Regions from separate parts of the Homo sapiens genome. Here region 1 is linked to region 2. Evidence: chromatin loops called from intact Hi-C (ENCODE). Cell type or tissue: A673. All regions are shown on one strand. Links, peaks and the distances in the headings refer to the core of each region. The heading gives the core; the rest is flanking DNA. Region 1 overlaps LOC107987178 (a long non-coding RNA gene). Region 2 has its middle 85 kb from the start of LINC02394.

The links. Hi-C counts contacts between places; a loop is a spot of excess contacts. Peaks named below come from ENCODE experiments on the same cell type or tissue, not always from the same donor. Only the 100,000 strongest peaks of a DNase experiment are listed, where the experiment ranks them.
Region 1: it touches region 2 in a loop (4-fold over the local background); 11 of 110 quality-filtered maps call a loop at or near these places.

What each region holds. Positions count from the first base shown.
Region 1 is chr12:74,310,638-74,327,651 of GRCh38, forward strand. It overlaps LOC107987178 (a long non-coding RNA gene), which reads right to left. Exons shown (of 3, transcript XR_001749203.3): 2 at 10,898-11,057. Among named protein-coding and RNA genes, the nearest start is that of LINC02882, 27 kb to the left of the region's middle. In A673, for the core only: CTCF peaks have their summits at 6,559 (motif pointing left) and 6,765; DNase peaks (open chromatin) are centred at 6,794 and 6,894; H3K27ac peaks cover 7,163 bases.
Region 2 is chr12:73,928,232-73,945,245 of GRCh38, forward strand. No RefSeq gene overlaps it. Among named protein-coding and RNA genes, the nearest start is that of LINC02394, 85 kb to the right of the region's middle. In A673, for the core only: a CTCF peak has its summit at 7,700 (motif pointing right); no DNase peak of the experiment used is centred there.

The sequences.
Region 1 (17,014 bases), core at 2,956-10,955, 380 kb after region 2:
GAAATTATCAAGATCCTGGACTAGAATGCATCAATTACTTTTACAGCCATGGTTAGTAGACATGCTCTCATGTGAAGCCAATATATTTTTTAGCCAAAAGAAAGACTGGACCACAGAAACTCAGCCTGTAGAAATTTAAAAAGAGTTGTTGATTATTTGAAATAAACAGAAATAGCAGCAGGCAGCTGGCAGCTAGAAATCTGCGATGGGTTGATACCATTTTGGAAAAAAAAATGTCTCTGTAGGACTACATTACAGAGACTAATAGAAAAAAGGTAGAGCTTCAAACACAAAGGCATGTCTGAAAGCAGAAACCTCACTTGCTAAAGAGCAGCTTCCAATAACTGCCTGCTTCATAACAGGTTCTGGTCTTTTCAGTCTCTTCCTCCACTATCACCATCAGTTTCAAATATTAAAGTATGATAATTATGTTTGCATGCCATAAAGGTGTAAATGCCATGCACACCCTTATGGGAAAACCATCCCATGGACTTAAGCAATATAATGAAATGACCCTGTCTCCAAAACAACCAACCATACAAACCACAAAAAATAGCAACTACAATTTCATGCCCAAATTCCAGTAATCAAAATAGAGATCTTATACCTCAGCCCCAGTTCAATTTAAGACTACTTGAAAAAACATGATTAAAATCATATGAAAAGTACATTGTCTAGTCTGCCTGAAGCCAGGAAAATCAAAATTTGAGTGAGAGTTTGTTTTAGTCATAGAAATTATATTAGCAAGCTCTTGTATACATGTGCTGTATCTAGTTTAGTCTCATCACAGTTTAAAAAATGTATGAGTGTATGTATATGTATATGTGCCTGTCTGTAGGTATGTATTTATGTATAATATTGTCCTTAATGGCAAAGGTATTCAGTTAGGCTCTTAAGAACATGCTATAAAAAGAACAATTCTTATGGTGTAATTTAAATGCAGTATGAGAAAAAGGATTAAGTGCATACACTTTCATTTAGCAGGTTCAGCTAGCTTATTTGTGCATCCAACATAAACTCTTAAAAATTACCATAAGCGAAATATAACAGATTATAAACGGTTGCTCATATTAATTTAGCTAAGTACTTGTAATCTGCCTAAGCGTTATTTAACAGAACATAATTGCAAAACAGTATGATACCTCCAGAGTTTGAAAGACTCTCATGTGCCTAAATCATATTTAGCAATCATAAGGCCAAAATAGAAAATACTTAAACAGGAGATACTTTTCAATACATGCAGATTTATTTTTCTTCCAAATGGAAAAGTACATTTGATTGAATCAGAAAATCAACAAAAAATCTCTGGACTTGAATGGGACTCTAGACGGAGCTAATAGCCATTTACAAAAATATTCTATCTAACAGTGGCACAATATACATTTTTCTCATCTATGCATGGAATATCCCCCAAAATACACCATATGCTTGGCTACAAAGTTTCAATAAATTCAAAAATATCAAAATTATATCAAGTATCTTCTTGGACCACAGTGGAAAAAAATTAGAAGTCTACATTTGAAATTATTTCTGAAACATAGTTCCACCTCTTGGTATTTTATTTCATTCATCTTTGAAGCAAATGCAAACACAGTAAGGAAAAAGGAGTAAACCACTGTCTGAAAGACAAAACACTAGTTTTGTAAGAACTAGGCTTTGGTGGCCGGGCGCGGTGGCTCACGCCTGTAATCCCAGCACTTTGGGAGGCCGAGGCGGGCAGATCACGAGGTCAGTAGATCGAGACCCTCCTGGCTAACACGGTGAAACCCTGTCTCTACTAAAAATACAAAAATATTAGCCAGGCGTGGTGGCGGGCGCCTGTAGTCCCAGCTACTCGGGAGGCTGAGGCAGGAGAATGGCTTGAACCTGGGAGGCGGAGCTTGCAGTGAGCCGAGATTGCGCCACTGTACTCCAGGCTAGGTGACAGCTGAGCGAGACTTGTCTCAAAAAAAAAAAAAAAAAAAAAAAAAAAGAACTAAGCTTTGGTGAAAGATAAAACGTTTTCTTAAAATTCTAAAAGACCTACCTATATTGCATAGTGCTGGAATCTGGGCTGTTAGTGTAACCATTACCCAAATAGTGTAAATTGTACCCAATAGATAATTTCTCATCCCTTGCCCTATCTCTCACCTTTTGGAGTCTCCAGTGTCTATTATTCCACTCTGTATATTCATATATAGACATTGTCTAGCACACACTTTAAGAAAACGTACTGTATTTGACTTTCTGTTTCCGAGTTATTTCACTTAACATAATGGCCTCTAGTTCCATCTATGTTGTTGCAAAAGACATGATGTCATTCTTTTTATGGCTGAGTAGTATTCCACAGTGTGTGTGTGTCTCTCTCTATACATATGCGTATGCATATAAATATGCATATATATATCGCATTCAGTATATATATAATATAACATATTCAGTGTGTGTATGTATACACACCACATTTTCTTTATTCAATCATTCATTAATGGACACTTACTTAGGTTGGTTCCATGTCTTTGCTTTTGTGAATAGTGTTGCAATAAAGATATGAGTGCAGGTGTCACTTCATATATTGATTTCTTTTCCTTTGGGTAGATACTCAGTAGTTCTATTTTTAGTTCTTTGAGATATCTCCATTCTGTTTTCTATAGAGGTTGAACTAATTTATATTCCTACCAATAATGTGTAAATGTTCCCTTTTCTCCACATCCTCATCAACATCTGTTGTTTTTAATTTTTAAATAATAGCCATTCTGACTGGTGTAAGACAGTATCTTAATGTGGTTTTAATTTGCATTTCTCTGATGATTAGTGATATTGAACATTTTTTCATATGTTTGTTGCCGCTTGTATGTTTTTTTAAAAAAATGTCTGTTTCATGTTCTTTGCCCACTTTTTAGTGGAGTCATTTGAATTTTCTTGTTGTGTTGTTTGAGTTCCTTATAGCTCTGGATATTAGCCAGAATTGTCTAATGAATAGTTTTCAAATATTTTCTTCCATTCTGTAGATTTTCTGTTTATTATTATTTCTTTTGCTGTGCAGAAGCTTTTTAGTTAATGAAGTCCCATTTGCCTATTTTTGTTTCTGTTGTGTTCGCTTTTGAGAACTTTGCCATAAATTCTTTGCCTAGGCCAATTGTATTAATCTTACTGAAACTGTTCCAAAAAATCGAGGAGGAGGGAATTCTCCTTATCTGATTCTATGAAGCCAGCATTACCCTGATTCCAAAGCCAGGCAATGATACAACAAAAAAGAAAACCAGAGACCAATATCATGATAAACATAGACGCAAAAATCCTCAACAAAAAACTAGCAAATTGAATCCAACAGTACATCAGAAAGATAATACAGCAAAGTTTTATTCCAGCAATGGAAAGATGCTTCAAAATATACAGATCAATAAATGTGATTCACCACATAAATAGAATTAAAAACAAAAGCTGTATGATTATCTCAATAGATGCAGAGAAAGCATTCAATAAAATCCAGTATCTCTGCATGACAAAAATCCCCAAAAAGGAGGCATTGAACAAACATACTTCAAAATAATAAAAGCTATCTATGACAAACTCACATCCAACATCATTCTGAACAGGCAAAATTTGAAATCATTCCCCTAAGAACCAGAACAAGATAAGAATACCTACTTTCACCACTCCCATTCAACCTGGTACTGGAAGTCCCAGCTAGAGCAATCAGGCAAGAGAAAGAAACAGAAAGTATTTAGATTGGAAAAGAGAAATTCAAATTATCTTTATTCATTGATGATATCATCTTATACCTAGAAAACTCTAAAGATTCCTCAAAAAGAATATTGCATTTAATAAATGACTTCAGCAAAGTTTCAGCATACAAAACCAACGTACAAAAATCCATAGCATTTCTATACACCAATAATGATCAAGCTGTGAAAAAAATCAAGAACTCAATCCCATTTACAATAGCTACAAAAAAAAACCTAGGAATACATTTAACCAAGGAGATGAAAGATCTCTACAAGGAGAGCTATAAAACACTGATTAAAGAAATCAGAGATGACACAAACAAATGGAAAAACACCCCATGCTCATGAATTGGAAAAGTTAACATCATCAAAAGGACCATACTACCAAAAGTAATCCTCAAATTCAATGCCACTCCTATCAAATTATCAATGTCGTTTTTCACAGAATTAGAAACAAACAACCCTAAAAATTCAAATGGAACCAAAAAACAGCCTGAATAGCCAAAACAATCCTAAACAAAAGGAACAAAGCTGGAGGCATCACATTATCTGACTTCAAATTATATTGCAAGGCTATAGTAAACAAAAGAGCATGATACTGGTATACAAATAGATATATAGATCAACAGAACAGAATAGAGAAGTCAGAAATAAAGCCACATGCCTGCAAGCAACTGATCTTTGGCAAAGTTGACAAAAACATACACTGGAGAAAGGACATCCTATTCAATAAACAGTGCTGGGAAAACTGGCAAGCTGTATGTAGAAGAATAAAACTGGAACCCCTATCTCTCACCATATACAAAAATTAACTCAAGATGAATTAAAGACTTAAATGTAAGACATAAAGCTATAAAAATCCTAAAAGGAAGCCTAGCAAAATTAGACTTGAAATACTAAGAGCTGATTTTGAAATACTGAGAGATACGTTTTATGTTATAAAATACAAAGAAGGAAAAATGTAGCAAAATGATTTTCAAGCCCAAAAGAAAATAACGATTTATCTGGGTGAGTGGTCCGTGGACAAGCAGCATCAGCATCACCTGGAAAGTTGTTAGAAACTCAAGTTATCAGGCTCCACCCAGGACCTCCTGAATCACAAACTCTGGCGGTGGAGCTCTGCAATCTATGATTGAAGACATTTTCTGGCCAGGTGCAGAGGCTCACGCCTGTAATCCAGCTATTTATGAGGCTGAGGGAAGGAGTGTTTCAGCCCAGGAGTTTGAGACCAGCCTGGAAAACATAGTGAGACCCCATCTCAAAGAAAAAAAAAAAAAAACACACACAACAAAAAATACTTTCCAGCACAGCACACTGTAGATTATCAGTTGTTCACCATCGTGATCTCTTGGCCATCTGGGAGCTTTGGCTCACTGGCTGCCCAGAACTAGAAGGGAGTATTGTATCATACAACATATTTTCAGCTTGGGAATATATCACAATTCAAAATTTGAAGTACAGTTTCTACTGAATGCATATTGTTTTCTCACCATTGTAAAATTAAACAATCGTAAGCTGAACCATGGTAAGTCAGAGACCATCTGTAGTTGATTTACCTTGAACGAATAATATTTTGAAAATGGGGGCTTATGAGTTAACTTGTTTTCATTTGTAGAAAAGCAATGGCAGTTTTCTTTTTTTTTCTGTTCCAGTCTGTAACTGTTCATTTTGAACATGGTACCATTAAATTATGGAAGATTTTTAAGGACGGAAAGGGTCCCATGATTATACTGTTAATATTTTTAACTTGAAAGATACGGCTATGCATTGATTTTAAGAATTTCAGTAACTGACATTTGATAGGTATAAACTGTGCTTCAAGTATTATGCTTGGCCCTTCTCCCTTGCTATGTCATTAATATGCCTGACAACTCTATGGTACATATTATTTTATATATCAGAAAAGTATTTTAAAAATTACCAGAGGTCACATTACAGTAAGATGCAAACACAGATGTTTAATATCAAAACCTTATATCTTGAAATCTATGCTATGCAAGAGTGGCAATAATTGATACCTGAAGAATGTAAATAATATTGACTAAATGCTAAATAGAACATCTGACATAAATTATATATATTAGGTAGTCAATAAATACATGTTAAATGAATGGATAAATACCACTCAATTTATATGTACTCACCTGTGTATTTGATTAAGAACTTTACTCACCCACCTTATCTAAATCACACTGCCCTTTTCCCCACATCTCTTTATCCTGATTCATATTCCTTCTTCACACTTACCACCACCAGACTTTTATAACTGTTTGTAAACTCACTTGGTATTTGTCTTTCACACTCATGTGCAAGCTCCATGAGAGCAGGGTGGTCTCTCTAGCCTACTGCTGTATCCTTAGTGTATAGTATGTAGTGGAGGTTTAATAAAAATCTCAATAAAATACTTATAAATGAATGAGCAAGTTTTCTTGCAATTTTCAATAACAAATATTTGTGAATGCATATTCGCCTCCAGCTAATCCCTTTTCCTTCTATTACATAGACATTGAATACTAAGAAAACATTCCATAATCTTATTCATGGGTCTTAAGGGGACAGTTTCAAAATGTTTACCAGTATATGAATATAGATTCTAACTGTTGAATATCCCCCTCCCCTGCAGACAGCAGACAGTCACACTGATTGTTTTTTGACAGTTTTGAAGCTAATAAAGTGCCACAGCAATGTAAGCTTTCAGAATGGCAGTTGTATGAGTTTCTAGAGAAAGGGGAAAAGTAAAACAGTCAGAGCCAGAGACCAGGTTAAAACAGAAGAGTGATTGGGGATGGGAATCACAATATCACCTCTGCCTTTCAAAGATTTATACTACCCTCTTGTGGTAGAGGTAATCCTGAACTCCACTGAGCCACTGTGGAGTGGTCCCTCACACCAGCTGCTTATCATGGTTAACCCAGCAGAGCACACCAAGTTCCTAGGCCGGGAGCCAATTGCAACAAAAACACAACTCAGAACAAGAGCACAAAATGAAAGGTTTTAGGACAGCAATTTAACACTCAGCAATTCCCAGGAACCTTTTATTTCAGCAGGCTGGGAAGAATTTTGGTTCTTATTTGTTTTCACCTAGCAAAGACATCTGTTGGCACCCAGAGCTGCAGAAAGTGTCTGCCAAATCCATGATAGTCTTGGCCAGTTTTCAAGGATGTGCTGTACAGTACATTAAACATTATCCTACAGGAAAGCAACCTGTGACCACCCAGATCTCTGTACTAAAGACCCAGCCAAAACGTAAAGATTTCTTGATTGGCTGACAGATCATCTTGAGTTGATTTACCACTTCAGCTCTAAGAGCAAATGTAACAGCTGCAAGAAATCTCTGTTTTGCTCACTCAGCTTGCAGAAAACACATTTTAGTTTGAGAACATTTCCTTCCTTCCTTCCTTTTCTTCCTTCCTTTTCTTCCTTCCTTCCCTCCTTTTCCTTCCTCCTTCCTTCCTTCCTTCCTTCCTTCCTCCCTCCCTCCCTCCCTTCCTTTTTTCCCCTCTCTTCTTTTGTTCATATATATATATATATATTTTGCTGGCTTTTGCTGAATATGTAAGTGACTCTGTTCTTTCATTATTTTGCTTTAATTTAATCATGTCTTTTCTTGGCTTCTCATCAGCTTTGTTTTATAGTCTGGGTTCCCTCAAACAAGCCAGAAAAGGAAGGGAATTAGAAAAAGGCATAACATTTTTTCAAGTATGCTTGTCTTAGAAATATTTAAAAAGTAATACCATACTTTTAAAATCTCTAAACATAGACTCGGAGGTAAGACATGCTTATCTTAAAAAGTAGTCATTTACTTGCCTTTCTTATGTTGGGTACATGCAAGAAACTAACTTAATTGCAGTATGGACGCTTTCATTTCCTCAACCGTGAATACAGCAAACTATGAAAAGAAGGGAGCATCAGAAAGGAAAAGAAATAGCAAACCAAAGGCTATTGCCACAACAGTGTAAGAAACTGGCCAGAGCTTGAAAGTAAAATAGCCAAACATGGAGGATTTGCCACTTTCTCACTAGCTTCTTTGTCATACTGGGGAAACAATAAAACATCTTTTCATAAGAATGTTGCCCACATGTGCTAAAAAAATATGCTACTAGTCTAAATGAATTTTGTAGGCCCTTGATATCCTATTTTGTATTTTGTATTGAATATTATTTTTAGAGTGCAGAAAGAGCATGTATATGGTCACAGAGCATCAAGACTAAATTCTGAAAGATAATCAGGACCTGAGACAAACAGAATGAGAGGCAGAATGTCTAAAATTGTGAAAATATAACTCGTAAAATGTGTTTTCAAGTTAGAAGAAATATTTCCTCTAAACAAAGTTAAGTTATCCTAACTGGTATTATCATTTCCCAGTGACCACTTTTTAAAGATTTTGAAGAAAAATAACACATAGTTTCAGATCCATTTATTTAATAAAAGTAACATTGGCAAGTGGGCACAATTAATTTATATTATATGCAAAGTATCTCAGTTTTAATGAATGATTTTATGTAAATGAATAGACAGCCTATTATTTCATATAATGTTATCAATGGATTGGAGTGTTGCTTTGTTAATGCACTTACCTGACCAGGATATTCTAGTATAAGGAAATCTTTCATGATAACCAAAGGTAGAGAACTCATCATTCCTGAATCTAAGGAATAACTAAATTCTCCAATTACTATATCAGAGTACTGTCAGAAAAAGAAAAGCTCATTAGTTCAGCATAACTACCTGATTATCTCCACACAGTACAATCTTATTTTTTATGCAAAAATGGGTTGCATTTGGGAAAAGCATTGTTGCGTAGAAAATGTATTAAAAGAGCTCTGTGATACGTGCCTAATGTTTTTGTATTGTTGAGGAGTTTGGAAGACAGTATTATGCATACAGATGTGCTACAGATCATTAAAGATCAAGAGCTTTCAGATTGTAAAGTCAACAGGCTGATACAAAAATGGAAAGTGACAAGCAGCATCTTACTCAGAATAGGAGCTTTAAGGGGTAGAAGTAAAAGTAATATTCTAATCACTAACCCCACCCATCGAATATTCTGGTTTCCATCCTAGATTACTAAAAATTTAGTGGACACTTTAAAATTTTTATTTATAAAATCATTTATCAAATATGTCCAGAAAGTAATGTTGTATGAGAAAGGGTTTATGTCTGCATCTGTGTCAGTTTGAGAATAGACAATATAAATAAGTCATAAATATGCTTTGGTGGACTAATTTAATAACAGGATCTCTAAAAGGATAAAAAATTATGGCATTTATTGAAAATACCAGTTACCAAATTTTGACACATTTCTTTTTTCATTTGAATGCAACATTTTAAATTTAAAATGTGCATAACAGGGAAATATCTCAAGTTTAAAGATACTCTGTATTTCTTGATTTTAAATAATGTGCCCCACCATTCGAAATGGCTGAGATAAACATTTTGACATGTAGACAACATAAGCAATGTTTACCAATGAACAAAGAATATCCTGTATACGATATGCTATTCTTAATAATAAGAGAAGTACCTATTGCTAGAAAGCTCTAATGTTCCTAATTAAAGTATATAATTAAAGACTACTGAAAAAAAAGTAGTATGAATACATTATGAAATGGGCCAGTTGTTCACAGCATCAGAAGCTGGCTACCATTCGTTTGCCAGACTTTTTGACATTAAGCTTAACCCTGCTGTACTTTCTAGACCCAAAATTCTCCCTTGCCAGCAAGGATTTAATTCACGGCCAGATGGTCAGCAACAAGTTGTCATTGCTACCAATCTGGCTGTGACCATACAGGCCAAATCAAGAAATTATGCTTCTGCTTTGTTCGAAGGTACATGTCTGTAATCGCAGATCGGTCCTGGTCCCCTGGGCAAAGTTTCCCACTTAAGTTCCTCACCCTGAACTCCTGCTTTCTTTCTGGTCAGTCCCTTTTCTCTCACCAGTTTAGAGACTGCAATTAGTCCCCTAATATGTCACCCTGTTACTTCGTGCAGTTATTTTTTAGCTTACTTCTGTGGATCTCTGAACAGTGACAGCTCCTAAATTGTTCATTGTCATGCTCCAATGACCTGACTATCGGTGATTTTCTGATATCCCTCTTGGAAAGTCCCTGACATTTAACCACTTGCCTGTGCCTATACTTTGTCACAAATTCTCTGAATACCATATTCTGCCTGTTAACCCAAATTTGCCTTTTGTGGAAAAAAAATGCATAGGTTTTGCTTTAAAAAGGTACTTGGACAACATACTCAAATATCATTTTAAAAGACAGCCTCAGTCAACACTGCAAAATTAAAACAAATGGAAAAAACAAAATAGTGAAAACCTCCCTAAGAAGATGTATAATAAAATAGAATAGAAAGCTGAGGGACTACTGAAGACAAAAATTTTGAAGACACTTCACCTGACTGAAAATATAGAGCTAGACTAAGATAGACCTGTCCCAAATTCAACACATCATTTTGAATCTCTGAGTCTTTAAAGAGAAATACATTTACCCTGATCTCTCCTGTGTGTCTGTCTGCCTTGTGACTCAGAGATTTGGGATTGAAACAAATCAGAAAAGTGTTCATATATAAGAAAATTCTACTGTCCATCTGCTCCTTTAAGTGATTAGATTAAATGAAAAATAAGTGGTCAGAAGTTATATTAGAATGGATTTTCCCTGAGCTAAAAGGACTGAGTGAGTTGCAAGCAATGTTAGTGAAAATTGATCTACATTTAGTTACATTCACAAGGTAAAGTAAAAATTTAATATTCTCTGAACAAGTAATAAAGTACAAAAAATGAGATAGTTTCAAAGCTTCCTCTTTAGCAATCTTTTTGACAACAGGTTGCAAAAGAAGATAAATGTTTTCAATAGGAAAGAGTTTAGTGTGCCAAGAATTTTAGACATTGTCACAGGACCTTCAAGTATGAAGTCAGAATATTCTAATATATGCAACATTTAAAAATATTAAGGATGAAATTATCTCAAAATATGTGTAAAAACAAAGTAAAAACATGAAGCACAATTTAGAGCAACAAATTTGTGTAGTACAAATATACGGTTACAGCATATCACAACTCTGGCTTATGGAGTAGGTCTGGGCCCCAGAAGGTTCACAGCTCATATGTCTTACAGTTTATTCATTCCCACCGTCTCCATGCTTTGGAAAAAGGGGTAATGTCCCAGCTCATTCAGTCTCCTCACCTGGCTCCAGCACGTGGCTCCTGGGCTGGCCCAGCTCTGCCTCCACTTCCTGTCACATGGGACTGCCACTCAGCGCCAGTGGAGGATGGAAGATGGGAGGGCTGTGGTGTTACAGCAGCATCTTTGGCACCTGCTGTTCGGCAGGTCTCAGGTTCTTGTTCTGTGTCCAAGAAGAATGAGGACAACCGAAAAGTGAGGGAGGCAGGGAAGAATTTTATTGAGAGACAGAACAGCTCTCAGAGGAGGGGGAACCCGAAGTGGGTAGTCCCTACTGGAAGGCAGGTCCCTACTGGAAGGTAGGCATGTGTAGCTAAGTCTAGGGTTTTTATAGGCTCAGAACTGGGGAGGCCCAGGCGGTAGGTGCCTTGCAAAAGGCAACATTCCGTTGGTTAAAAAGCATTATTCAGAAAGAACCAGCTAGGAAAGAGCTGGCAAACAGGAATAGAGGTTCTCCCTCTGGTCGTGGACTCCATCCAGAACTGGCAACCTGGTTTTCAGGCTTCAGGCTGTTTTTGGGTTGAAGATCTGGTTTCACCAGGGACGTGCCCCTATCTATCTAGAAATTTGTCTGCCTACTGCCTCTAACAGAATGTTCATATATAGAAAGACCTAAAGTTGTAAAGATGTCAATTTTATCTAATTGAAATTATATGCAAGGTAGTCAGTATCAAAATCCAAAAGTAATGGCTGATGGTTCTGAAAAAATTAATTCTAAAGCTTACCTCACATAGTAAATGTGAGTTAAGCAACTTTCAGAACATTAAAAAATAATTTCCCCCCAAATTTTTAAAACATATAAAGTATGGTAATTAAAAACTTATGTTACTAGGTCAGGCACAGTGGCTCATGCCTGTAATCCCAGCTACTTGGGAAGCTCAGGCAGGAGAATTGCTTGAACCAGGGAGGCAGAGGTAGCAGTGAGCTGAGATTACACCACTGCACTCCAGCCTGGGTGACAGAGTGAGACTCTGTCAAAAAAAAAAAAAACAAAAAAACTTATAGTTCTGAAACAGTGTTATATTGGAAATAGATTGTCTTGCATCATGCCCAAATACATACATAAATGAATATCAGATGAAGACGACAAATAATGGTAAATTAGGAAATATTCAAGTGGCATAGATGTAAACAACAAGCATGGGAGCAGATACAAAAATAAATAAATAAATAAATCTCAACCTGAGTACTACCTCGTAATAGATATTAGAAAACCATACAATTGCTGCAAGATAAAATTTTGAATACATATGTAATCCTGCTGTGAGTTTTACTGTAGGAAAATGAACAAAGTGAAAGAGGCAGTAATTTATGAATAATTTGTTTATATAAAATACTTGAACATCAATTTCTAAAAAAAAATAGGAAAAGGACAATCTGGAAAAATGCTTTCAATATATAAAAAAAATAAATTTTGAAAATGTAAAATGTCCTAACAAGTCAACGTGAAAATGATGACCATAGCAGAAAAATGCACACAAGTTTTGTTCATGTAATTAGCATAAGAGAAAATTTAAAGGGACATTAAACATTTAAAAATTTTTCAATGTTTGTAATGTAAGCTCACTGTAATAAATAAATTCATTTTTTAAACATCAATGTAATGAATAAATTCATTTTTTTAAAACGACCACAATGTGTCACCTTAAGTAATGTCACTTATGTTGGCTTTGGTGTGAGCATTTTTGTACATTGTTTTTTGAGACATAAATTAGTACAATTCTTCTTGAGGGTAATGTGTATATTTCAACCCATGCATATATTTAGATCCATTATCACAGAAATTTAAACAATACAATAATTGGAGAAGTAAACAAATTAGTAACTTCAGTGCAGCACAGTTTAACATAATACTATTAACAACCTAAATACTCCGTATTGCATAATATTGAAATATACTATTCCTAAGAATATTACTACATAATTATTTTTAATTGCATAAGAAAATCTAGTTTTAATATAGGAGTATCAAAATTGTTACTTGTTATAAGAAGCAAAATACAAATAGTTGAAATATTTAAGGATACTTTCAGGTAAAAATATAAGTGGGTATAAAGTTACAGTTAGATAAGAATAAACTTTGGTGTCCTATTGCAGAGTAGGGTGACTATCGTTAACAATAATTTATTGTATATTTCAAAATAGCTAGAAGACATTTTGAATGTTCTGACTACAAAGAAATGATAGATGTTTGTAGTGATGGATATGCTAATTATGGTGATTTTATCATTACACATTTATAGAAACATCACATTGTATCCCATAAATATGTACAATTATTATGTATAAATTAAAATTAAAATTTTTTAAATAAAACTTAAAAATCAAATACATAAAGAACTTGGTGATTGATTAGGGCATGGGCTGAATAACAGAAAATAATCAGCAGTTACTTTTAGGAATCTAGACTGAGTCACTAGGCATTAAGTGAAATCAGAAATAGTGGTTAAGGCTGGGCTCACAGAGTCAGACTCCATGTCAAAAACAACAACAACAACAACAAAAAACAGTGGTTAATAAACACTTTTGGAAAAAAGTTGATGAATTCAAACAGTGTGAGATACCCAAATAGAGCTGTTAGGTAGACAAAAGTTCTTAACAGGGGCCAGATTTGGCATGACATTTCAGGTATATTAAGGACTAAGAACAATAGAAAACTATTAAAGGATTTGAAAGAGTACATGAAAATTTTACAGACTGCAAACGGATAATAGATTAGAAGAAGACAATAGTGGGACATAAAATAGAAGAAAAAAAGAAATTATAACAGTCCAATCTTGAACCATGCTAATGTCTGTGGACATTGTAAGAAATGAATAAATGGGCCGGGCATAGTGGCTCATAACTATAATCCCAGAATTTTGGGAGGGAGAGGCACGCAGATCATCTGAGGTCAGGAGTTTGAGACCAGCCTGCCTAACATGGTGAAATCCCATCTCTACCAAAAATACAAAAAATTAGCCGGGCATGGCGGCACATGCCTGTAGTCCCAGGTACTCGGGAGGCTGAGGCAGGAGAATTGCTTCAACCTGAGAGGCCAACGTTGCAGTGAGCCAAGATCATGCCATTGCACTCCAGCCTGGGCGACAGAGCGAGACTCTGTCTCAAAAAATTAATTAATTAATTAATTAATTAATTAAACAAACAAAAAAACACAAAAAAATGAATAAATGTTTAGACTCAGAAATGACAAGACAGGTTCTTTTAGTGGTTTGATGGGTATGAGAAAGGAGAAGGTGTCACAAATTATCTGTTGCACAATGTGTAAATTTTGTATGATGAATTGGATGGTGGAACTATTTCTTGCAATGATAAAACACTAGCATTCACAAATCTGGGGTCTCAAAAATTAAGAGTTTAGTTTAGCACACATTATACCCTCTTTTTCCCCCCTCCGAGACACAGTCTGGCTCTGTCGCCAAGGCTGGAGTGCAGTGGTGCCATCTTAGTGCACCACAACCTCCGGCCCTCCCAGGTTCAAGCAATTCTCCTGCCTCAGCCTCCTGACTAGCTGGGATTACAGGCATGCACCACTATGCCCGGTTAATTTTTGTATTTTTAGTAGAGATGGGGTTTCACCATGTTGGCTGGCTGGTCTCTAACTCCTGACCTCTAGTGATCCACCCACCACGACCTCCCAAACTGTTGGGATTACAGGCATGAGTCACTGCACCTGACCAAGCATATATTATACACTTTTGAAAAAAAGTGCATATATCAAAGATATAGTTGTATATATCCATGAGACAGAGAAGTGTGGTCTAGTATACAGACACATAGAAATACGTATTTAGGAGACAAACAAATAGTCTTTGTATGAATAAGAATATGTTGTCTACGGTGCATTTAGAACGTGAACAGTTGTGAACTCAGGAAAGAGTTCTAAAAGACCCGGATAGAAGTCAGTTTGAGGCAGAAGCAGTAGAGGAGACTGAGAAGGAAAGGAGAAAATGAGAATTAGAAGACTGGAGTGCACGGAAGTTGATAATGCAGATTGTTTTAAGAAAAAAAGGAGAGTTCAATTTTGTCAAATGCTGTTGATACGATCCTTTGGATTTAGTAACATGAAGACTATTGGTGAACCCAGGGACAGCTATTCCCATGCAAGAGTGAAGAAAGAATAGATAATGCTCATTCATCCTTTCATTATTTTGATAAATATTAATTGGGCTTTTTGAGGACCACAGTTAAAGCAACGAACAGACAAATAAGATTTCTTCTTGACCAAAAGTTACATTATAGCCAAGAGAGATAAACAATAGAAAATTAAAATAAAAAGACATGGTGACTTCTGACAATGAAAAATATAATGGGGAGAACAAGGCAAATAATAGATAAAGTTGTTAGTGGGAGAGCTAAGTGAGATGGGGTGATCTGGTCATGTTGAAGATCTCTGCTGCAGCTCTCTGATGAGGTTCCTCGAAAACTTGCACTGCAACTAGGACTTCCTAAAAAGGCCTGCTTACCGGGGATCTGTGCTAGAGATGGTATCCTTGACTCCTATTGTTGTCTCCAGATGCTTTGATAGTGCTAGCTTGCTGACAACATAGATGCCTGTGTGCATCTCTTCTATTGAACACCTGAGCTGTAGCTCTTCTCCAGGCGCTAAAGCAGCAATGATTTCTCTTGAGCCCTAAATGCTTTGAGACAAAGGTATGTTCTGTTTATGTTTTCAGAATGCTTGTTTGTCCTATTTTGTTCACTGTTAGAGAGACACCAAATTAGCAATGTTTTACACCCAATATCTTATAGAAATTTTTTAAAAAATAGATTTATAGCTACAACCTTCTCATTTCCTAGGACACAGAATAAAGGCCATGGTGCATTCTAGAACAGGGAAAAAATAAAATCTAGTTGCAAATAACTTATCCTCAAAAGTCACTTAATCGTAACCATTATTAAGTATTTGTTATGTAGCTGAGTTGTTATTTAGCAGAATTGGGTTGGCTATCTTCTCTGCCTGAAGATTATTTTCTCTATCTCTCTGAAAGTTCCTTGATAAAATGATATCCCCAATGAGCAATTATTACTAGTTTCCAAGACAGTAAACATAGCTTAGACTCAAACTTAGATTGCAACTATACAGCAAAAAGATAATCTGTTGAAGGATGTAATTGCAGTGGTCAAAGAAGGAAAAGAAAGAAAAAAACAAAACGATAAACAATGAACCTTTCAACGACATGAAAGCAATAGGTGGCAAATAAAAACCAGGATTCAGCAGGGGCTTATAACTTAATATCCATGAATACATAACTACAAAGTACCTGCATAGGAAAAAATATTTTCTATAAACTTTTAATGAAATTTAGTAATTCTTTTAACTAAGTATATAGGCAAAAAAAGAGTACAATTAAGAGCACCTGTTACTACTTTGTTACTAATAGAAACAGTAGATAATTTTATGTCACAAAACAGTTGATTCAGAAATCTCAAAATATTTACACTAATCACTACTTTGAAGTTATGAAAGTTATTGCAGCTGGCACTAGATCTGTTGATTAATTGCTTTTAGAAAGCAAATGCATTACTACATAAAATGTATTATAAACATTTTATAATTGTCAAAATGATTTATTTTCATCATATATTTTTATTTTAGACATTCTGGGTTCTGTGACAGCTTGACCAGTAAAATACAGTGGAAGTGATTCTTTGATTTAATTTCCTTATCCAGGCCTTAAGAAGCTGGATTCTAATTCAAATATCAATATTCTCATAGTAACTAAATGTGCTATAGGTAATATGTAGGTATTTGATTTCATTTTATTTTTTGATATTAATAAACAATTATTGTAGCACCATCCACTAAACGGTCTTTCCTTTCTCCCTACTGAATTATATTTTTTCTCCCATTTGTTGGCTGGAAGTCACAACCCCTATGACCTTGGAAGAAGCTAACTGGGTCCTTTGATGACTGCTTGATGCATAACACTCAGCCTTCCCTCCCTATCACTACCTTTATCTGAGTAAGAAAAAAAAGTCTCTATTGTGTTAAGTCTCTGAGATTTCACCTTTTACCTATTAACAGTCATTAGTGTTAGATTGACTTACGTGCTGTTGAGTTCTATGCAGAAAATTTTCATTTTCATTTTACATGTTGAATCCAAAGAAGTGGTCTAT
Region 2 (17,014 bases), core at 4,005-12,004:
ATGCCCTCTCTCACCACTCCTGTTCAACACAGTGTTGGAAGTTCTGGCCAGGGCAATCAGGCAGGAGAAAGAAATAAAGGGTATTCAATTAGGAAAAGAGGGAGTCAAATTGTCCCTGTTTGCAGATGACATGATTGTATATCTAGAAAACCCCATCATCTCAGCCCAAAATCTCCTTAAGCTGATAAGCAACTTCAGCGAAGTCTCAGGATACAAAATCAATGTGCAAAAATCACAAGCATTCTTATACACCAATAACAGACAAACAGAGAGCCAAATCATGAGTGAACTCCCATTCACAATTGCTTCAAAGAGAATAAAATACCTAGGAATCCAACTTACAAGGGATATGAAGGACCTAGGCATGGGCAAGGACTTCATGTCTAAAACACAATACCATTCAGGACATAGGCATGGGCAAGGACTTCATGTCTAAAACACTAAAAGCAATGGCAACAAAAGCCAAAATTGACAAATGGAATCTAATTAAACTAAAGAGCTTCTGCACAGCAAAAGAAACTACCATCAGAGTGAACAGGCAACCTTCAGAATGGGAGAAAATTTTTACAATCTACTCATCTGACAAAGGGCTAATATCCAGAATCTACAAAGAACACAAACAAATTTACAAGAAAAAAACAACCCCATCAAAAAGTGGGTGAAGGATATGAACAGACACTTCTCAAAAGAAGACATTTATGCAGCCAGCACACACAGGGAAAAATGCTCATCATTACTGGCCATCAGAGAAAAGCAAATCAAAACCACAATGGGATACCATCTCACACCAGTTAGAATGACTATCATTAAAAAGTCAGGAAACAACAGGTGCTGGAGAGGATGTGGAGAAATAGGAACACTTACACTGTTGGTGGGACTGTAAACTAGTTCAACCATTGTGAAAGACAGTGTGGCGATTCCTCAAGGATCTAGAACTAGAAATACCATTTGACCTAGCCATCCCATTACTGGGTATATACCCAAAGGATTATAAATCATGCTGCTATAAAGACACATGCACATGTATGTTTATTGCAGCACTATTCACAATAGCAAAGACTTGGAACCAACCCAAATGTCCATCAATGATAGACTGGATTAAGAAAATGTGGCACATATACACCATGGAATACTATGCAGCCATAAAAAATGATGAGTTCATGTCCTTTGTAGGGACTTGGATGAAGCTGGAAACCATCATGCTCAGCAAACTATCGCAAGGACAAAAAACCAAACACCACATGTTCTCACTCATAGGTGGGAACTGAACAATGAGAATGCCTGGAAACAGGAAGGGGAACATCACACACCAGGGCCTGTTTTGGGGTGGGGGGATGGGGGAGGGATAGCATTAGGAGACACACCTAATGTAAATGACAAGTTAGTGGGTGCAACACACCAACATGGCACATGTATACATATGTAACAAACCAGCACGTTGTGTACATGTACCCTAGAACTTAAAGTAAAATTTAAAAAAATTAAAAAATTAAAAATAAATAGAAATTAGCTTTTTTCTAAAAAAAAAAAAAAGAAATTTACACTTATCTGATTATCACCTCACTTGAACTATTTCTATGTTTACCACCAAATGGAGTATAGTGTTAATTTAAATGTGAATTTCTACTTGTACCATAAAATGCTTTTTCAAAGATGATTAAGATGAGAAATTAATTTGTATTATATGCTTAGAACATTATTCAGTTGTTAGGAATACAACTGATAGCAAATAAATTGCCAACTCTCCTTAAATAAAATAATAAAATTTTTAGAGTTAGGAGAGTTAGGTATAACTATTTCATGAATCAAGAAGGAATGCCATTGAAGCACCAAACTGTTAAATGTCTCCAGGAGATAAAGACCTTAGAGAAATACTACTTATCATAGCCATTTATAATACTATCAATCCTAAAAGTTTAAAAGAAGCCAAGTGAAATATTTTTTACTAATAGCAGAATAATGATGCCCTAAATTCTTACCAATCGCCAAACATAGACTCTAAATATGCAGAGATCTAGATTTGAATTTTGATTGGAATACAGGGTAAAAGGAGTATATATTTGCATGAATAAATAAATGCTGTTTTCAGGTAATTTTCTTAAAATGCATATCTTATACAGTGTTTCTTCTCTACCCTTAATCTGAATTAAATCAATGCCGAATCTTAGAATAAAGATTATTTGATATTAAACTGGATTTAATGTATTCAAGGACAGATAATATATCTTGTTCATGTATATATGTCAAGGCCTATTATAAATTTTGGTGCCCAAAACATGAAAAACAAATGGTTTTTGGTTTCTTTTGGTTAGTTTATTTTAGAGACAATGTCTTGCTCTGTCACCCAGGCTGGAGTGCAGTGTCACGTTCATACCTCAATGCAGCCTTGAACTCCGGACTGTAGAGTTCCTCCCACCTTAGCCTCCCAAGTAGCCGAGACTGTAGTCTCAAGCCACCATGCCCAGCCAATTTTTAAATTTTTTTGTAGAGACAGAGTCTTGCTATATTGCCCAGGCTTTTCTCGAACTCCTGGCCTCAAGAGATCCTCCTGCTTCAGCCTCCCAAGGTGTTGGCATTACAGGTGTGAGCCACCATGCCTAGCCACAAATGCTTTTTGAAAAAATATTAATGTAGGAGAAAAACATAGTTTTTTTTTTTTAATGAAAAAAGTGTTATGGACCCATCCCAACATTGTTTTTATTTGTTCTTTATTTTTTTTGGTGTTTGGAATTCCCATTAAAGCACTTGGTATGTTTATCTTCATTTCTGCTTGCTTCGTAAGGTATTTTAATTTTTTTTTTTTTTTTTTTTTTTTGAGATGGAGTTTCACTCTTGTTGCCAAGGCTGGAGTGCAATGGTGCGATCTCGGCTCACAGCAACCTCTGCCTCCTGGGTTCAAGCCATTATCCTGCCTCAGCCTCCAGAGTAGCTGGGATTACAGGCATGCACCACCACGCCTGGCTAATTTTGTACTTTTAGTGGAGATGGGGTTTCACCATGTTGGCCAGGATGGTCTCCATCTCTTGACCTCGTGATCCACCCTCCTCGGCCTCCCAAAGTGCTGGGATTACAGGCGTGAGCCACGGCACCCAGCCAGTATTTTAATTCTTAATAAGTAATTCACATTACTGTTCTATATAGTCAATTTTACTTAGAGTTAACAACACTTTTATCTATTTCAGTGTTCTTTTTTCCATCCTTCATTACTGAAAATCCAGTTAGGACACTTTCTCTTCTGCCTCCATAACTTCCTTTATTATTTCTCTTAGTGCAAGCAGGCTACCTATACATTCTCTTTTTGTTTCAATTTTAATTCATATTCAGGTTTAAATATATTTTAGGTGGATATCAAATTATAAATTAGCATTTATTTCTTTAAAGTATCTTAAATATATTACTTATTATCTACTGGTTTTCATCATTTCTATTTAAAAACAGATACCATTATTATTCCTGCTCATTTGAAGATAATGGATCTATTTTTCTCTGATTGCTTTTAACCATTTTCTATTTGTTTGAATATCAGTAATTTTACTAGAGTTTGCCTCAGTTTGATCTTTTTGTATTAATTCTTCCTGTTTTTGTAGTTTCGTTTTATTTCAATATTAGATCTTGAACAGTGTCTTCAAATAGAATTTACTGCCTCCTTTTTTTTCCTCTTCTTCTGGGACTCCAATTGGAATCCTATAATTCTTCATTCTGTCCCATGAATATTTTATATTCTTCCCTATATTTTATTCATTTTCACTTCATGTATTCGTCTGTGTGTGTATATATATATACACACACACATATATACTGACTTATCTTTCATTCCATTAATATTTTATTCAGCTGTGTCTAGTAATAACTCCTCATGAGTCTCAGTTGAAATCCTGGAGTATTTTCCAGGGCTCTTCCTCTTAGTTAGGACCTAAATAACATTTTTTTTCTCTCTCTTTCAGTACTGTAAGACTGCCCTGCTATCAATTTAGCTTCTTAGTTCTCACTTTCAGCTTGCTTGCCTAGCTTCTCACACCCTGCAGATTAGACATTAAGAACCACTATGCAAGCAAAGAATCACATGGTGTCAGGTCCACCTTTTCTGTTGATGCCTTGGCTCTGAGATCTTCATATTTTAATTCCAAGCTATTGTGGTAGCCTTGAACTCTTAATTTTTGTTTCCACAGTTCTGAGCCACTTCAAAAAGCTCTGAGCCTCTCCATTTTACTTGGCTTATGGGCCCTGTGCTACTGACAAGCTGGCAAATGCCTCCAGAACAGAACTGGCAAACAGGGCTGAAGTCCTTTCATTTTGTTTTTCTTCTTTGGGGAATTTAAGGCTTTGAAGTCCTGACTGCCTAAGTTGCTTTCCAATATCTTCAAACAGCAGTTTTCATTTTTATTCCAGGTTTTATGTTTTCTCATGTTGAGAAATGTCTGATATAAGCTATTCTACCATAACCAGAAAATGAAATCCCTGTAGTTTCCAATTGAGTTTTTAAAAGGTGAGTGGAAATAATCAACAATGACACTCAATTTAAGAGAAACATTTTTAACATTATGGTATATACAACTAACTCTGCAGAGCTTCAGGAAAATAAAAACATGTGCTTTTGTGACACATATCGCTTTTATAATTAACAATAAGGCTTATGTTCTGCTGTACGGATAAAATCATTATAATGTGTAATGAGGAAAGGATACACATCACTAGAATAAATCAATGTTTTTTAAAATTCCTAAATCTATTTAAAGAGTTCAATAGTTTCAGTGACCTAAGTTTATTGATAAGCTAATTGCCATCTTGATGTGATCAAGTAAGATATATTTTTTAAATGCCATCAAACACTGATATTTCCATGTAATATTCCCTCAATTATGTTATGGTCTTTGCTTTCTCATAATATTTGATTAGGTCTTTGTATTTCAGATTCACCCTTCACCCCGCGATGCTTAAGCTTACCTCAGCTAAAATCAGAAACACTGTGACATGCTTTGCTCATTCTGGATGAATATAGGTAAGTTTTTGCCTTTATATTTCAACCTTTAGTTTGCATTTTGCTGATAGCTTGCACTCTGCAAGATGGTACAATTTTTTTATTTATTCTGCTGAGAGGCACATTGTATGAAAATGGATAAGGTTCAAGCATCAAGTCTCGTTTTGTTATTCTAATCCTAGCAAGATCCCCCTTTAACTTCTTAGAGAAATGCCAGTTTGAGGGGTCAACATTATAAGGCTCATTTCCTTTTGGTATGGCATAGTCCAAAACAACAATTATTGCCAATCTTCTTCAGCGATGCAAATTTAGTGCTGAATATATATTTTAAATTAGTGAAAATAGAAATTACCATAATTTCTATTACTTGAGCTATGTGACCCATGTAAAATAGTTTTCTATAAAAATAATACTTATTTGATGAGCTTTTATTTATTTTGTAAGCTTATCAGCAGGGAGTTTTAAAATCTATTTAAACTTACACTAAAATAAGTATGTTAATATGGATATTAAATCATATGGTTAAAAATTCAAAATATATTAAAAGAAGTCTTGAAATTAGGGATGTTGGAAAGTTAAGGATGTGTTTGAGCCAGTCACAGTGGCTCACATCTATAATCACAGGAAAGATTGGAAGATCATTTGAAGCTAGTTGAAAACCATCCTGGACAATATAGCAAGAGCCTATCTCAAAAAAAAAAAAAAAAATAGCTAAGTGTGGTAGTACATGTCTGTAGCCTTGGGAGGCTGAGGCAGGAGGATTCCTTGAGCCCAGGAGTTCAAGGCTGCAGTGAGCTATGATAGATGGCACCACCACACTCCAGCCTGGGCAAAAGAACAAGATCCTATCTTTAAAATAATTAAAAAATAGCATTTGACTTTCATGTTTTATACACCAAGATTTATAGTAGGCCTGGATGACAGAGAAAACCTTATCTCTAAATAAAAAGAATGAGTTTGTAGTTTGTAATATCACTTAAATGAGTAGACCTATACAAAAGGAAAAGAGGATGTGTATAATCATTTAATAAAAATATTGAAGCTATTTATTTGAAAAATATAAAAATTAGAGTAGTTATAAGTTATATAATTGGAGTAGTTATAAGTTATATAAGATGAAATATGAAAGATGCATGAGGTTTCTATGAGATTGTGAAATGCCTGTCAAAAACCTTAACTTCGACACTATTTTCTTCATTGTTCAGTCCAGAAAGGAAAAATGGATTTCCTCCTGGATACTTAGGAGAAAAATTGCTTTAAGAAAATATATCCTGGATATAATTTTGACAAATTGATTCTCTAAGCGATAAATCTTTGTTATTTAAAATACTAGCATGCCTCAACAAAGTTGAAGTAGGTCAGAATAACATCAATTTCTTGTATTTCTTAATACATAATACTTTCCAATTAATACATATTTTCACCTACAATATTTTATTCTTATGGCAATCATGTGCTATATTAAAATTGCGATTTTATAGGTCACTTTTATTGCCTAACATTACATGGACAATAGAGAGCACAGTCTAGACCTGAATCCATATTAACTAGCTTATTTTGCACTTCATCACAATTAACACAATTAACTAAAAGCTAATTGAAGCCTGAACATCCACAGTTTGGGAACTGGACAATGAGTATGTGTGTGTGTGTGTGTGTGTGTGTGTGTGTGTACACACACACATATATATACACATATATATATACACATACACATATGTATACATATGTATATATACACACATACACATATGTATACATACGTATATATACACACAGACACATATGTATACATATGTATATATACACATATGTATACATATGTATATATACACACAGACACATATGTATACATATGTATATATACACATATGTATTTATATGAACTTTGATGCATACGATTATAGAGTGATCATGAATAGTTTTCTTCTTTGCAGCCCCATATGACCTTCCTCTTATAATAATTCCTATATATGTTATCTTACATGGCTAATTCTGTTCTCAAGTGGAGGGCAGAGCAGGGACTACTAACCTACATGTTGATATGGAGGATCAACATGCTTCCAAGCACCTGTTTACATTTTCATTCTCTACTCCACTTCCTTTCCCATATATAAATTTATTTAGATGAAAATAAAACTATTTTATAGTAAGAGATAAGTCTTTACAATTCTGGTAGACTACAACAGCTTTGGTTGTCTTGTTTGCCATATGGAAATTATGTTCCTAGAGCACATTTTTAATTCCTGAGTCCTTTACTTAAAATCTTTATCATCTCAATTGTCTATTAAATAAGATCTATCACATTATTTAGAGGTCCTCAAAAAGCAAATAGCAATGTAACAGCAAATGGGGACTTTTTAGTCACTCCCTTCCATTTCCTCCTGTTGCTTTGACCATGGTTTTCCCTCTGTATGACACATCCAACTGCATGTTATGTCATATGTGTTCCATGAACCATCTCTCCACTCGTATCACCTTCTCTGACCTACTTTTAGATTTTTTTTTATAATACTTATCACCTAATGTGACAAATACATTTTCACATGTAACTGCCTTGGGATCATGAATAATTGTCCTTATGCATTTATTACTCTCTGCCAGTTAAGGATTTATTGGCTCTCACTTCTAAATTCAAAATTTTTGCTTGCTCTATAAACATGAATCTTTGTACTTTAAATATTTTTGCTTTACAAGCTGAAAATGATGTTGAGATTTATCAGTAGAGGGTGCTGGAGAGACATTGCAGAAGGAAAGAGTTTTGCCTTCTCATTCCAGTGTCCTCTCCTAGCAGCCTCCTACAGTATATACAGTTTCTCTCGCACCTGGCAGGTGCAGTGCTTGCAGCTTCTCCAGTTCCCATCTGCTGCAGTACATAAAAGCCAGCAGCACTCAAGGGCCAACAGCTTCTACCTCACATCCTCTTCTGGAGTGGTTTTGGAGTAGAATGTTTCCAGTGTGATACCTTCTAGGAAATAACTTTCCCCTCTATCCTAGTGGGTTGATACGGGCAAGCTCAAGATAATAGCTTCAGCAAGTTTTGCATTATCTGCCACTCATTTCTTTGCCATTAACTTAGCCATAGCTGTGTCCTCCCATATGGTCTGTATTTTCTTGGGTGCTCTATTTTAGCCATAGAAACAGTGGCTATTCTTTTATATACTCTATCAATATTCTTTAGTGTTTCTCTACTTCTTACAAGGCTATGCCTCATTACTTCAACTCCTTTGTATAGCTAATATTTCTTCACAATAAACTTTTCTTGTTCAAATTACTGGGTGGTTTCTCTGTCATGATTGGACTCAGACTGATGTGATCCCTTAACCATCAATATTCTAAGAATACTTGCTGATTACATTGATTTTACTTAATTCATAATACAGTATAAATGATTCAACTCAAGGCTCTTCTCATAGAGTTCATTTAGGTGAAAGTGACTAAGGAAAATAAAATTACTGAATATTTTCCACTGGTGGACAGGGGTTGTAAGGGGGACAGCACATAAATAACAGAATATGTGTAACATGAGAGTCTCTCAAATTAAAATGACAAATTTAACAATGTTTACTCTGGTAGCTCTTTCAAAGATGATAATTCTTACTTATGGTAGCGAATGGGTAATTTCTACTTATTTGTCAGGTGAATATGTACTTTTTATCCAGTTAACCATTACAATATTCCTGACCATTAAAGATATTGTCAAGGTAGGATTTTGATCAGATGAGAAGTTTTATATATATATTTGAAATTTAAAATTTAAAATCTCAAATCAAATTTAACTCTTCAGTAAAAATTTGACTTAATTTTTTACACATGCTGTTGGTGCATTATTAATTCTGGCTGAATGTGCCGTAATTCATCATGAAAGAATTACTTGGAGACATAAAAAATGCATTAAAGAGCAGCTGCTATATTGCTGAAAGCAATGCATCAGGGCACACACATGTTAGTATGAAATATAGAACTGATTAATTGTATATTCTTGTTATAGTAATTTCATAATGTTATGATAATTGCCATCAATTCAAGAGCAGACTGTGGGATTTCCTTTATGCAATAAACTTTTCAATATAAGCAAACAATAATTAAGTTATTAACAGATATTTCATTTATTGCAGTTTGGGAAATCTCAAATTATAAGTAATATATTAAAGTTACCAATACTAGTAAAAGCCCAAGTCCACCTCTCACGATTTAAGTAAATTATGTGAAAATAATTGAAGGACCAAAGGTTTCGATATTTTAAATATCTTAATATTTGAATCATTTTACTTTTAAAATTTTATTATATCTACATAACTGTTATTACATATAATTAATTCTCATTTTGCAGATTGTACTTTCATGGTACTGCTCAAATGCTGTCTCTAATGATAAAAAATGATGGCTATGTGAATAATGAATGTAACTGAAGGCAATTCTGTGAAATATTCTTGACCATCCTGTATTTACTGGATAATTTTTTAAGTGAAAATTTGAAGAATGAGAAAAAAACTCATGATAAAGTAAAACAGCATGAACTTTCTTATTACTCAATATTTAACAAATATGTGTCTGTTTCTTACTTTGTTCCAGGTACCATGCCAGGATTATGTGGTAATAAAAATAAAAATTGCTCCCTAATTCAAATAACTTTAAGTCAAACAGATTACAATATAGAAACTTATGTTACCCATGAATTTACTGGAGATACTACTAATTAAAATCCTCAATTTGTTTAGTAAATTACCTATAGATTAATATTTTATTAGCATTTAGTTTAATTAACTATTTTAGATGCTGGCAAAATATGATTCCACTTAACTAGCCAAACTAAAATGTAAGGAGAGACTCATTATCCTTATCTGATAAAAAAAAATTATGTTTATGTTAGCCAAGGTAATTAATAACTGGAAGATAGCTCACAAGTTAAATTTAAGAGCTAAGGATTATATTTAGATATTTAGTTATTCCGACATTACACCAATGGTCCTTTTACTGGGTAAAATTTACTGGGTAGTTACACTACCTCAATTCTCTTTAAATTTTCAGGCATGATTCCTGTAATTGTTTCTCTCTCTTGATTTCATATAACTTCTAGTAGAGTATGAAACAATAAAAATTTTGAGATTTTGGTTCAAAGTTTAATCATTCATTATTTTTTAGAACAGTGTTATTTTTCTTCCTTCTTTTCTTTGATTCAATAAATACTAATTAATATTTAACCTTTTACCCATTACTCATGCCCTCTTTAACAATAATAACATCAAATTTGCACCCTGAGATGGGATGGGGTGATTCACGTGTCAAAGGAAAACTGAAAATTTTGAGCCATGGATACCTTTACCTAGGTTTTGAAGGATGGAGCTGCCTGGAGACTGAAGCATGAGATCCAGGAAGAGGGCTGCTACAAAAGTGGAAGCACTGCAGAAAAACCACAGTCGGGTAATGCTTAGTGGAACCGTGGGGGTGGGGCCACCCTCAGAACTCCACACTGATGGAGCCACTTGGAAGCAACTCCATCCATTTTAGGAGGACTGAAGGCAATTGACTCCAACCTATGAAAGTGTGGCACGGGCTGAGACCAGCAACGTCATGGGTGTGGGGCTGCCTAGAGTCATGGGGACCCAATCCCTACTCCAGCATGTCCAAAAGGTGAGACACTTAGTCAAAGATTATTCTAGAGTCTTAATAGTTATTTTTTTCCCCTATTAAGTTTTAGACTTACTTGGAACCTACTATTCCTGTCAGCTTTTATATTTCTCCCTTTTGGAATGAAAAGGTCTATCCTATGCCTATCCTACCATTGTATTTTGAAAATGTATAAATTGTTTGATTTCACAGACCCACAGCTGGAAGAAAATTTGACTCAGACTAAATTGTATTGAGTTTCACTCATATTTGATTTTGATGATATTCAGATGAGAATGGACTTTAAATTTTTGAGTTAATGCTAAAATGAGGTAATATTTCTGGGGCTACTGGGATGAAATGAATTTATTTTGCATGTGAGAATGACATGAATTTTGGGGGGAAGGAGAGAAATGCTCTGATCTAGATGTTGTGTCCATTCAAATTTATATGTAAAAGCCTAACCCCAGGGTGATGATTTAAGCAGTGGGGCTTTTGGGAGGTGATTAGGTAATAAGGACTCCATGCTCATGAATGGAATTAGTGCCCTTATAAAAGAGGCCTGAGGGAGCTTATTGACTCTTTTTGCCATGTGAGGACACAGCTGGAAGGCATCATCTTTGCAGCAAAAAGTAAGCCCTTACTAGACACCGAATCTACTGGTACCTTATCTTGGATGCTCTAGCCTCCAGAACTCTGAGCAGTCAATTTCTGTTTAGAAATTACCCAGTCTAAGATATTTTGTTATACCAGCAAGAATGGACTGAGATAGGAGCATAATGGGTAATTAGCTTAAGATTCGGTTACTTTTATTTTATAAAAGGCTCTTAAATAATCAGATAGTGGACGAAATATTTATAAATATTCATTTCTAATACCCTCAACTAAGTGTCAAATACGAATGGCTTTTTTGTAGTTAGAAAAAAATTCCAATTGAGGACTTTGTATTAACTATCAAAGTTGAGTTCAACTGCCTTTTAATTAGCAAATGTTGCATGTGATGAAATACCAAAATAACATTGCTTTTTTTCAGAGAAACCATTGTTATTTTAGTTTTATGTGCAAATGAATGTATAATTTTAAAGGATATTAAAGGATAAATTACTTTGAAGCTTTTCTTTTAATTAAAGATTAAAATAGCATATATGGTTTAAAACAAAACAAAAATATTCCAGTTATGAATTTGACAACCAGGTAAAAATCTAAATTAATAATATCAGGGTGAGTGCAGTGGCTCATGCCCGTAATTCCAGCAATTTGGGAGGCTGAGGCGGGTGAATCATCTCAGGTCAGGGGCTCGAGACCGGCCTGGCCAACATGGCAAAACCCAGTCTCTACTAAAAAAAAAAAAAAATAGAAAAATTGGCCAGCATGGTGGCAAGTGCCTGCAGTCCCAGCTATTCAGGAGTCTGAGGCAGGAGAATCCCTTGAACCCAGGAGGTGGGGGTTGCAGTGAGCTGAGATCGCGCCACTGCACTCCTGCCTGGGTGACAGAGTGAGACTCCATCTCAAAAATATATACATAAATAAATAAAAATAGAATAAGTAACATCAGAGAAAAAAATTATTGTGCTATTTGCATTTCATGTATATTTGGAAGCAGTAAAATAATTCTGAGGGACAGTCAAACATTAGCAGGTTCTTTATAAGAATATAGATCTTTCTAAATCAAACTCATAATTTTGAACTTATGAAAAAATGTAAACAAATTAATATTTTAATACAATTGTTTACCTTTTATATTTTTGGTCTTCAGAGCATGATATATATTATATATGTGTTGATATACAATATATATGATATATATGACATATTATATATGTATACTTGAGGTAAAAAACAAAACTAGCAACTGACTTTTTTTTTTCTTTGAGATGGAGTTTCAAAAAAGGTGATTCTCCTGCCTCAGCCTCCTGAGTAGCTGGGATTACAGGCACCTGCCACTATGCCTGGCTAATTTTTCTTTTTTTGTAGTTTTACTATAGACTGTTTTTCGCCATGTTGGCCAGGCTGGACTTGAACCCCTGACCTCAGGTGATCCGCTCACCTTGGCCTCCCAAACTGCTGGGACTACAGGCGTCAGCCACCGTGCCCAGGTGCAACTGACTTTTTATATTATCTTATTATTAGAGAGTTCTTTTTACAGGAGCTCTAAACAAATACTCAAAAACAGACTTGAAATAGTTTAATGAGAAGAAATAATTGGGTCAAAATTTCTTTGTTTAATTAGTCTATATCTACGTTAATGTTCTCTTTCTTTAATCACATATTTTTATGTTTTTTTTCTTTTGCAGTAAAACCAGTAGAAAATAAGACTGTTTTTGTCAAATTGGTGTAATTTTTTAAATTTTATTATTATTATACTGGAGAGGATGTGGAGAAATAGGAACACTTTTACACTGTTGGTTGGACTGTAAACTAGTTCAACCATTGTGGAAGTCAGTGTGGAGATTCCTCAGGGATCTAGAACTAGAAATACCATTTGACCCAGCCATCCCATTACTGGGTATATACCCAAAGGATTATTAATCATGCTGCTATAAAGACACATGCACATGTATGTTTATTGCAGCACTATTCACAATAGCAAAGACTTGGAACCAACCCAAATGTCCAACAATGATAGACTGGATTAAGAAAATTGGTGTAATTTTTAAAAACTTTCAAATCATGAGTTGGATATGCATTACACACAAAAATAAAAATAATATATCTCAAAAATATATTTTTTCAAATCCTAAAGTCATGTGTGAAAGCGCTATGTAAACGGAACAAAAATGTATATATGCTGAATTATTGCATGCTAAAAGACCCTGGTATACTCTTGTTTTGTTAAAACGTATGTATTTCTGGGTCTATGTGGCCAAAAGAGCAAAACAACTTTACTTTATCCACTCTAATTCATAGATATTATTGATGAAATATTAACTACACCATTTAAACATTTTTTAAAAAAGATTTTAAATGCCAAAAGTAAAAAGATAAATGCCAAAAGTAAAAAGATAAATACCAAAAAAAGCAAGGTAGCAAAAAGCTTAATCCACTTGGAGTCTGGGACTTATAGAAGAAGCACATATGAGGTTGGGGTGTGGTAGGGAAAAGAGACTCCCTGCATAATCTCTAGAATCCAGGAAAACACCAGTGCCCACACATTACCTTAGCAGAATTACCTTTGCTCATCAACTTGAGAAAAAGCCATAAGTGGTTCACTTTGAATGTACAGAAGCCTAAAGTAAATGCACTCACAATTAGGATTTGATCTGCCTCATTTGTGGTTGCAAGATTAAGACTGCTTACCTGCAGAGGATAAGGTCCTGGAACAAATGGACAGCATAGTACTTCTTACAGCAGATCGGAAACTATTCCTTTAGTAAACAGCATATGACGAGAGACCGCCAGGAAACTTCCCTTCAGTATTTGAGAGGTTCAACAAGCAGCAAATCTAAGGAAACAGAGATTAAAGAATTATAAGGACAATAGTTTGTAATAACCAAGTGTAAAATATCAGTTTTCTGTACAGGGAGAAATTAAAATGGATGATATGGAAATATTGGAATTTTAAGATATAATCATTGAAGAAAAAAATTTAGAACTTTCAATAGGAGTGCTAAAGAGTAGACTTAATCTTGCTCAGGAAAAATTAATGAATTGAAACCAGAAGAAAATGAAAGAGCTAGCACTGGAGATCCTAAGACCAAACCTATTTGGTTTGAATACTTTCCTTCTCTTTTATCATCAGATTCTCCATCTATAAAATGAAAATTATAATAAGTTTTGCATTTTTGAGTTGATGTGAATGCAACTTTGTAAAATGTGAAGAGCAGTATCTGGTACTGAGTAGGTACTCGATAAATTCCCATTTATCCATTACATTACTGTAATCTCATAGGAGGCATAATAATGAGAAACAGACTGAAAAATAAAAGCAGTTGAGACATGGGAGATCGAATGCAAGTTTTCAACATATACCTAGTAGGAATTACAGAAGGATAAAAGAGGAAAGAAAGAAGACATGACTGAGAGATTTTCGAAAATTGATTTGTTTAGGATTAAAACCAATTAAAATTGATTTTTGAAGATATATAATAATATATATAATACATATATAATAATAAATTGTTTATTGTGTGTCAAGCACACAGAGTAAATAATGTCTTGGGCATCTGCTAGTGGAATTAAGTCAAGGGGTTGTCGAAGTAAATATTGTGTGTGTGGAAGTAGGTTGATACTTTCATTAATTGTGATTGATTTTCTTGCTTTGGGTAAACAATTTGGAGTGGATTTTGAATTTCTAATCTGAACCTTTCACACTTTTTTAATAAAAGGAAGTTTGGCAAAAAAAAGCCCCAGTGTCTAACCTCAAGTGTTCAAATCATGATTATAATGCTTTATAATTCTGAGATATTGTAAAAGATATTTAAGCTCACTCTGCCTAAGATTTTTCATGTCACCAAAATTTTCATTAAGGCAGTATTGATAATTTGGATATTACACATGTACAGATTTTAGAATAGGGTCCTATTCATAGTAAGTGCTCAATAAATTAAATATAACAGTCATAAATATAATGGCTCATTTGAGGAATATTTTAACAAATTTTATATTTTTCTTGTGATAATATCATAATCTACACATAAGTTAATATATACAGTAAGTTCTCACTTAACATCATTGGAAGGTTCTTGGAAACAGCAACTTTAACAAAAACAGCATGCAGCAGGCCCTTGAATATAGTCATTTCATTCATTATTTCATTATAATGTTAAAAGAAAAACAATTGGTTTTATTGTATGTCCTTCCACTTAAAGTCAGTTTCCAAGAACCTATTAACAATGTTAAGTGAGAACCTACTGTGTGTGTATATGTGTGTGTGTAAAACTCATGAGGCAAACAACATAGTTTGTCCAATAAATTGAAAATTATTGTATAAGTAGAATTAAAGTATAAGTAGAAAATATTTCTACTTTTTTCTAACACTTGCTATGGACCTTGAAATCTCCTTTCCCACTGTGTAACTGATTACTGTAACTGCTTCTAATTTGAGCCCATGAATTTGAATCGCTTTAAATGTCTTCACATATTTAATTCAAAGTTTTTCTCCTTCCCAAATTGAGTCTAGCTTTGCAGTCCTTTCCACCAGGTTGGGTGGGGTAGACTCAAGATCTACTCTTTCCTCTGGATCTCTTCTTTTACCTGTTTCTCTACTTGAAAATATACAGGGGAAGAAAAGGTAAAAATAGCCATACAGAGAGGTCGTTGTCCCTATCATGTGGCATGACACCAGTTCCCCAGCTAATGAGAACTGGTTTTTGTTTACCTCTCTATGGTAATGCTGGGCCTTTTAGGAGAAAGATGTGTGATTGTACAAAGGGTACTATAAGATTTGCACAGATCTACCTTAAGCTATTCTTCCTGTCTCTACCACTCACCTACTAAAATTTTGACAAGAAGTTTTTTTTTTTTAATTTTAAATGCTTAATGCAAATGAGTCATCGAAGTAGTGACTGCTTAGTATAATTATGCTTGACATTTATTGAGCCCTTAATATGGTGGTCTACTCCACATTTTGTTGTCACTTGGGCCCTTTGCTAAGGAGGCACCTTACTTCAAAATAGTGATAAGTCAACTTAAGCTTCAGACAATAAATAAGGTGTTCCTGTAATTAATGGAAACCTCATGTATTCTTATCCTGATAAATAGTGAGATATAGTCTACCTCTTGGTTTCCTTGCTTTAGGCTAAACTATCTTCTGGCTTTTTCTTCTATTCTCTTTTCTTTAAGACAGGGTCTCGCTCTGTCATCCAAGCTGGAGTGCAGTGGTGCAATCTCAGCTCACCGCAATGTCTGCCTCCCAGGCTCAAGTGATCCTCCCACCCCAGCCTCCAGAGTAGCTGGGACCACAGGCGCCTGCCAACATGCCTGGCTAATTTTTGGATTTTTTGTAGAGGCGGGGTTTTGTAATGTTGCCCAGGCTGGTCTTGAACTCTTAAGCTCAATCGATCCTGCTTCAGCCTCCCAAAGTGCTGGGATTACAGGTGTGAGCCACCATGCCTGGTCTTCTGGCTTCTTCTCTAATCTCTGGTGACCTCATACTACTTTTTCAGGTGCACTAATGTTAGATGTTTCATTTCCCTAGTTTGTTCCATTTTGCACAGTCACAATTTCATCGTATTGACATTGAGCATATCACTTAAAATTTCTGTTCCTGTTTCTTTACATGTAGTACACAGATCAGGACACTTAATTCATGAAAGGTTTAACTGAGAAAGTGCTGTAAATCACAGTGAATATATGAAGAACCATTAATCCAAACCTCTCTCTCATACACATCACACACACACACAGACACACACACACACACACACACACACACACACACAGTGTTTTAGAACCTACTCTATATGTAAGGTCAAATGCTGTATAATA